2 separate regions of the Mus musculus genome follow, and region 1 is linked to region 2. A link is a loop called in an ENCODE intact Hi-C map of the cell type or tissue named here. Cell type or tissue: gastrocnemius. All regions are shown on one strand.

The links. A loop is a pair of places that touch in the nucleus more often than their neighbours do. Peaks named below come from ENCODE experiments on the same cell type or tissue, not always from the same donor. Only the 100,000 strongest peaks of a DNase experiment are listed, where the experiment ranks them.
Region 1: a loop joins it to region 2, with 5 times the contacts of the local background. A loop is called at or near these places in 14 of 42 quality-filtered maps.

Annotation. Positions count from the first base shown.
Region 1 is chr2:157,337,152-157,341,151 of GRCm38, forward strand. All of the region lies in intron 1 of Ghrh (growth hormone releasing hormone), which reads right to left. Among named protein-coding and RNA genes, the nearest start is that of Ghrh, 7.5 kb to the right of the region's middle. In gastrocnemius, a CTCF peak has its summit at 1,747 (motif pointing left); DNase peaks (open chromatin) are centred at 1,719 and 3,271.
Region 2 is chr2:157,286,208-157,290,207 of GRCm38, forward strand. It overlaps Rpn2 (ribophorin II), which reads left to right. Exons shown (of 17, transcript NM_019642.4): 3 at 3,321-3,416. Among named protein-coding and RNA genes, the nearest start is that of Mroh8, 8.7 kb to the left of the region's middle. In gastrocnemius, a CTCF peak has its summit at 1,553 (motif pointing right); a DNase peak (open chromatin) is centred at 1,554; H3K4me3 peaks cover 341 bases; H3K27ac peaks cover 767 bases.

The DNA.
Region 1 (4,000 bases), 51 kb after region 2:
GCCACCCAAAGCCACCCAAAGCCACCCAAAACCACTAGACCTCTCCTGAGGGGACACTGCACTCTGAACAGGTACTATCTATCCTCACCAGCCTGTGGACACAGAGGCCGGCCATGGGCCATTTGACTTGGTTTCTGTGAGTTGGTGAGAGATCAATTTTTCTTGCCCCCATCCGTCCCTACCCCCAGGACCGCCCCCTCTCACCTCCGAGGTGACAGGTATCTCTCTCCGATTGAGGTTCTGCTCAGGTCCCACTGACCGCAGACTGGGCATCTGCTCCAGCCACCGCCGTAATTCCCTTTTATACCTTCATTTTCCTAAGTGTTGTCAGCGTCAGAGAGTCGATTGCGCAGAGGTCAACCAAACGTGCCGTTTTTAGCATCGGACAAATTAATGGAGGGAAGTGGTTTCTGTGCCCCCACTAATTAAGACTCATACTGAACTTTTCCTTCGTCTTTGTGGGGGTGAACAGAATATAATGTTGAATGATTATTCTGACGCTAAGATTCTACTAATTATATTTGCAACCATGTCATGGCTTTGCTCACTCCCCCAAACTGTGCTTTTCCAAGTTCCTATAATTCTGTTTTGTCCACACGTAACTTTATTTCACTATGGAGTAGACAATATTACCAATAAGTGGTTTTATTTTCCCCTTTAGTGGGGAAAATTGTTCACCGTCTCCCTTGTCATCCAATTATCAGAATGTCCCTGGGTTTGATTTATACCAGCTGCTGCCGTCAACAGGCAGATTTTGACAGCCGAACCCTGGAGCAACCTCTGTAATGTGTCAGGACAGCCCGACACTGAAGCTGCCTCAGAGAAGTGTGAAGGGAGAGAGAAGAGATGGGGACCTTGGGAGAACTGTGATGTTTCCAGACTTTTCTAGCCTGTAGCTAAGCATTCTCAAGAAAGGCATTAAAGTGGCTGAGGCAAATGTGCTGGCTTCTCATGGGACCCTGTGGACCAGCAGAGAGAGATCCACATGGAGGTCAGAGACCTGCCTTCTCTCCACTCTGTCACTTACAACCTCTCTGACCCCTGCAAGCTCCTTCTACCCTTAAGGCGACAGTCTCTGTACCTGGGAATAACAGCTTTCAAAGGTTTTAAAAGTTTCTTTTCTTTGGACATCTATATAACTAGAGCTCATAAAACAGATTCTTAAGGGCCTCACTGAGTCTTGGAGTGTGTGTATCCGATATGCCAACTTTTTTTTTCCTTTGAGACAGGGTTTCTCTGTATAGCCCTAACTGTCCTGGAATTCAGCTTGTAGACCAGGCTGGCCTCAAACTCAGAAATCCGCCTGCCTCTGCCTCCCGAGTGCTGGGATTAAAAGCATGTGCCACCATGCCCAGCTTCCGGTGTGTCAGCATTTTAGGAGGCTGAGTCCAGGAGTTCAAGGCTAGCTTGGGCAATATAGCAAGGAGCCTGCTCAAAAGCAGGCAGAGTAGAGACAGCTCAGTCTGTAAAGGGCTTGTGATCAGAGGAATGAAGTCCTTTTTCTCCCATTGTGTGTCTCTGACAGCTTGCTTATCCACGCACCCTGAGGAACCTTTAAGTTCATTCTTGTTGGAGGCTGTACATTAAGATTCACTCCACAGAGCTGGAGCTTAGTGATCAAGAGCACAGGCTGCTCTTTCTGAGGACATACGTTTGATCTCACAGGGTGACTCAGCCATCTCTAACTCCAGTCCCAGGGCATCCCAACGCCCTCTTCTGGCCTCTGTGGGTACTGCATGCATAGGGTGCTCAGACCTACTTGTGGCAAAACACCCCCATGCACAAAATTATAAATAAATAAATAAATAAATAAATAAAACTTGTGTCTTAAAATTATCAATCTTGGCAAGACTTAGTGAGAATGGGCAAATCCATTCGTCTTGGAGGGTTCTAGGAGGGGAACCGTTGTTGTGCAGTAAGAGAATACTTTGAATATTCAAAAAGCTGCCAAGCATTAAAGTGTCTCAGCAAGTGAAAGAGGAGAGGAGGAGGAGGGGGAGGAGGAAGAGGAAGAAGAGGAGGAGGAGGGAGAGGAGGAGAAAGAGGAAGAAGAGGAAGAGGAGGAAGAAGAGGAGGAGGAGGGAGAGGAGAAGGAGGGAGAGGAGGAGGGAGAGGAGGAGGAAGAAGAGGAGAGGAGGGGGAGAAAGAAGAGGAGGAGGAGGAAGAGGAGGAGGAAGAAAAGGAGGAGGAGGGGGAGAAGGAGGAAGAGGAGGAGAAAGAGGAAGAAGAGGAAGAGAAGGAAGAGGAGGAGGAAGAGGAGAAGGAGGGGGAGGAGGAGTGAGAGGAGGAGGAAGAAGAGGAGGAGAGGGGGGAGGAGGAGGAGGAAGAAGAGGAAGAGGATGAAGAGGGACTGACTAACAAACTGTCCTCCAGACCCAAGTTGTGCCTTTTGCATTCCCTCCAGGGCGAGGGAGCACTACTGCTGGCCAGTTCTTAATCCAGCATTTGTTTCCTTCTCTTACAAACTCTTACTAAACATCTAATTAGCCCCCACCACCCCCAGGCTGCAGCGCTCTTTGCACTAGTGATCCTGAGCGCCAAGGTCTCATTTCCGCCATTTGGGAATGTCTGGGTCTCTGTCCTCTGAGCTGGATTTGGGCCTTGAGAAATAAGGAGACCCAGCATCAGAGGGCTGTGAGAAGCAGAAGCTTCAATTCCAAAAACACACAAAAGCGCTCAAGAATTGCAGGGAGAAGGAAAGGTCACTTTAACCAGGAAGCACTTCTTCAGCTGGGAAAGGAGGCGGCCAGTGAGTTCCTATGAAACCACGCTCTGCCCCACGAGGGAATCTGGACAGGGCACTTCATCCTTCTGCACCCCAGTTACTGCGTTTGCAAGGTGGGGTCATGACACCTGCCTCCCCGGTAAGGAAGTGGAGACAGGCTGTGTCTTAGCAACAATTTCCAGCCAGTCCTGAGCTCAGAAAGCCAAGCGGAATGGTTAGGGAAGCTGGAAGCCATCTTACTAACAGGCTTTATTTGTTGACAAGCCTACTAAAATGGGGTGAGAAAGCCAGAGTCTCAAGAATAAAAATCCAGCCTCCACCTCCGATTCCCACCACCCCGCTCTGGCTGGCTGGCCTCGCTCAGCACTGGCTCCTTCCCAAGATGTGTTTTTAACCCGACCTTAATTAGTGATTGTGTTGGTGTCTAGGGGCTTGAGCTGAAACAAAAAAGAAAGCACCCCAGAGAGAGGTGGATTCTAGAAGTCCCCCCAAAGGCTGGGGCAGCGGTGGACAGGCTGAGAGGGAGACAGGCCGCACATTTGTGTTGCAAATTTCCAGTGTGAGAGCCAGCCATTCAAAGAGGTGGCTGCTGCAGGCTGGGCAGGCAGTGGGGAGGGAGAGCCCATGAACAAAGGGGGCCTATCTGTGGGCCTCAGACCCCACTTTGTGTGAACGATGGAAGCATTCCCAGCCTGCCCCAGAGCACTGTGCAGGAGATGGAGAAGTCCCAGACCCTGGACTTCCCGGTTCCCTTGACTCTCTTGCCCTTCTGGGTCTGTTTATGGAGTCCTCAGTAGCAAGGGTCACGTGGATGTACATGTGTGTTATGTCAGAGCCAGGCCACCAGTGTTGGCTACTGTAGCCTTTCTGGGTGGCCCCAGACAAGTCACTTGATTTCTCTGAGCCTTGGTTTCTTTTTCTGTAAACTGGCCTGGTTGGTCCTCTCTCCTAGTCTGTATGGTTCCTCCAGAAAAGGCGCATTGGCTGGGTGGTAATGCTGAAGCCCCCCCCCTTTTAAAAAACAAAAAACAAAAACAAACAAACAAAAAAAACCAGCCTGTATCCAAGGAGGTCTCCAATGAAGAGGCAAAGTCAAGACTTGCCTATCCAAGCTGGTCTCTAATCCCAGCATCCTCCATCCCGGTAGATGGAGGTAGAAGGACCACAAGGTCAAGGAGGGTTCAAGGCCGGCCTAGGTAATTTTCAAAATAAAAATTTTAAAGGGGACTGGAATTGTAGCTCAGCGATGCACAGTTGTCTCTGTGTAACACCTCC
Region 2 (4,000 bases):
ATCAGTTATTGCCACAGAGCGCTCTCTCTCTCTCTCTCTCTCTCTCTCTCTCACACACACACACACACACACACAGGGTAGCTGTAGTTATTCTTAATATTGAGGCATATTTTTGTCCTGTTCATAATTTATTCAGACAATGTCCAGCACAGACAGTTTGTGGTGTGCTATAACAATGCTTCAATGCAGCCTTGCTTCCTCAGAGTGTGTGTGGGTCTCTGAGGAGAGAGTTGACGACTTGGGGGACATGCACTAGAGCACTGGCAGCAACAGAGGTTTGGTATTGTCAAGTGTAGCAAAGGAAGTTGGGATTTAGATTGATGTCAAATATTAGTAAGACCAGAATGCAGGATGAATGGTTTCTGCCAAGGACAGAAACGATTGTGAATCGTCAGATTTGGGTTTGAGGCGCACCCTCCTCTAAAGATGCCCTTTGCTGATGCTGTGAGTTTGAGGTGACATTGATTAGGGCTGAGGGTGTGAATTGAGCTGGGACTGTGTGGGAAGAGAGAAGACAAGACTGAATGAGTGAGTTTAAGAGAAGACTTGAACTTTTTGAATGAATTATGGGTTATCTGTTGAGAGAGAGGAATTAAATTGATGAGGTAATGGAGCCTCTATAAATTATGGGCTCACTAGTACTTAAAGTGTTGGCTAGGAGTTGGTGTCTAGGGCAGCTGGAGCGGAGATATTGGAAAGTGCAGTAGACAGTGTGTACAGAAACGGGGCTGAGTGGCAAAGGATATGCCTACATAGTGTGAGGTCTGAGAGAAGGCAAGAGGGTCTGGACTTGATGTGGAAGGAGGTGAGGGAGAAGGTGGGCAGGAAAGAGCCATGTAGGGCATGGTACCCGGTTAGGTTGGAGGCTGGAAGAAGAAAGCACAGGGGTTCTTTGCTCAAGAGGATGTTGGGGTCCTTGGGGTTTTAACAAAGGACACAAAGAGCTGGGGTGTGCAGATACCGGCTGTGTAGAGTGGTTCTCAGCCTCCCGTCGGTCGGTAAGGTAGATGTCTGGAATGTGGAGAGCAGCTACAGTCAGAGCTGCATATTCCCTAGAAGAGCCAGCTGAAGCCTCAGCCCTGGACCGGAGAGGGGGCCCTCACTGAGCGTCCTGAGCAGGTGTTAGGAAGTTCCCCTACTCCTGCCCACTGCTGCTAGTGCTGTCAGGCATCAAAAACTTTGAGGCCATGAACATTGATTGTCCCTGTAACATGAGAGTAGGTGCAGTGCTGAATCTACTCCAGAGCAGATGATTTTAGCAGCCTCTTAGTGGAGGGTGCAGCCAGGCTGCCTGGCTCTGAAGCTGAGCACAGCCGGGCTGCCTGGCTCGGAAGCTGAGCTCTCCCACTTAGGAATGACTGTGGTTGCCCTGCTTTGCTTCTCTGGATCTGGTCTTCTTCTCTATGAATGTAAGACAGTAGAAGTGTCTGTGTGTAGGGTTGTTTGAGGATGAAACAAGAAATCCCCCAAGAAGCACTCAGAACACCCTGACACACTTGAAGTGGGGAAGAGGTACCTTACTTGTGGGGGCCTGGTGCTGTCTTTTCATTTTCAAAGCAGCAGAGGGCAGCAGAGCACTTGTTAGCGTCTTGGTTGTGTGTAGCGTTTCCTTCTTTAGATCCTGGTTTATAGCAGATGAAGTATTCTATTTCTTTCCTTTTCCCTCTGGTTCTTCCAGACTGTACTAAAGTTGAAACGCATTTGTTTTGAGGATCTTAAGTTTTGTTCCTAACATTTTTAATAGGGTTTGTTTTGGTTTGAGTGACCCAGGCTTGCAGTGAGACACGACATAGTGTAGCTTAGCTGTTGGGGGAAGGTACCAGGCAGTGTCCTGGTTCGCCCACTCCTGCTCCCTAGTCCATTTCCCAGAGGGCCCTACTTTTTCTTTTCTGTGATTTAAGCATCAAATTCTAGTACTTGAGCAAGCTAGGCAAGTATTCTGTCTCTGAGCAGTACCCCAAAAGTGCCAGAAGCACCCACTTTTGGCTGGGTTGGCCATAAAATCTTAAATAGCTGAGATTTTAGGGTTTCTGTTTTGTTTTGAGACAGAGTCTCTACAGAGCTCTGGCTAACCTGGAACTCACTATGTAGACCAAGCTGGTTTCGAACACATAGCTTGTCTTTGTGTTCTGACTACTGGAATTAATGGTATGTGCTATCATGCCTGGCAACTGTTTTATACTGTCTGATCCAAAGTGTTTAGCAGAGTGACTTGTCTCCCTTGTAGTTCAGTGGAACAGAAGTGGTTGAATTTTGTTTTGTGCTCCCTTACTGTGATGGAAACAATGTTCTCTGGCAGCCAGCACTGATGACCTGTGGCAAGTTCTTTGGGGAACATAGGGCAAGGGTGGGCTGTGGCTTATCATGGGATGAATATCATCAAAAGCCACAGGGAACAGGTGCATGTGAACAGAGGTGAAGGGAGGACCTCACTTGGCAGATAGGAGAGACAAGGAAATTAGAGGGGGTGGGTAATCCAAGGACAGGAAAGTTGTTCAACTGGGAAGTATAGGAGACTAAGGTTCTGGGGTCAGAGGTGGCCCTGCTGATGATATGCCACTCAGACATTGTGCGCTGTGCTGGCAACTTTGGATCTTCTCTGGGGATGGTGGGAACCATGGGGGCTTTAATAATAAAGCAGCATGGGTCCCTTGTACAGAATAGATTGCATGCCTGGAAGCAGTTAAAAGAGGGCTGTAACAATGAGGTGAGAGATGACATGGACCTACCCTAGGCAGTGATGAGCCAGGGGTCAGTGGAAAGGAAGCAGGCTAGGTGGTTGCAGGGGCGGGAAGAGGCAGCCACAATTCCTGGCCCTGGTTTGGGTGGTTAGATGCACGGTGATGCTTGGGCCTAAGCCTGGAAGAAGAGGTGCCTTTAAAGTCACTTGTCTCATGTGGCTTCAGAGCCATGGCACTGAGAAACTTGGCATTAGGGGACACATGACTCTGCCATCTCCCACGGGCCACTTATCTACTACGTCCCAGTTCCTTTTTCTGCTAAAGGAGATAATGATGCTGTCTTGGAGAGCCTTATGCTCATCGAATGGAAGAGCATTGTGATATCCAGCACAGGTCATGGCCAGAGCAGGACATTTGTTAAGTGGTTTCTACCCACTTCAGCCTTGTTTCTTGTGTGAAGTCAGTAGTTTGGGGTAATAGTGCCCTATGAAAAGTAACTATTGAAAAGAACTAAATCTAGGACAGTCCACACTTTAAGTCTCCTAGAAGGTTTGGGGTTTCATTTTGCACCCCACAGTTTCGCTTTTCCTAGTTACTGCATTACGTTACCACTTATCCTTGACTTTCTCCCGTGTTTAGAAAGCGTGTACCTTCATCAAGTCCAACCTTGATCCCAGCAACGTGGATTCTCTCTTCTATGCAGCCCAGTCCAGCCAGGTCCTCTCAGGCTGTGAGGTGAGCCCAGGTTCCTACACTACCATTTGTTTGTTTGTTTGCAGTAAAGAGCATTTTTAAAAGGGACATAATGTCAGGTTGTTAATGTAATTTTTAAAAATGGCAAACTGTTAGTGTGGGATAGAATTCCATCTGCATAATTTTAGTCCTATAAGAAAGTCTATTTCCCTTTAAGTGTTCACTGTAATAGTTTTTAGATCACTTTTTCTTACAGTTCTTCTCTCTCTTATGGAAGGCTTTGAGGTTGTCTTTCCCTTCTTTAACCTTTAAAAACATTCCGTGCATCCTCACCTCAGATTCTCGATCATTCAGTCGATGTAGATTACTTTAAGTGGACAAGCAGCGTGTTGTTATCCTTTGGGAGATTTCTGTTGCTGTGATGAAACGGCATGACCCAAAGCACCTTGGAGTGGGAGGGGGTTGGGGACGGTTATTTGGCTTACACTTCCACGTCACAGTTCATCATCGAGAGTAGTCAGTGCGGGAACTCTAGGCCGGAACTGGGGAAGAGGCAGTAGAGGATAGCTGTTCACCTGCTTGTTCCTCGTGGCCTGCTCAGCCTGCTCACTCATATGCCCCAGGAC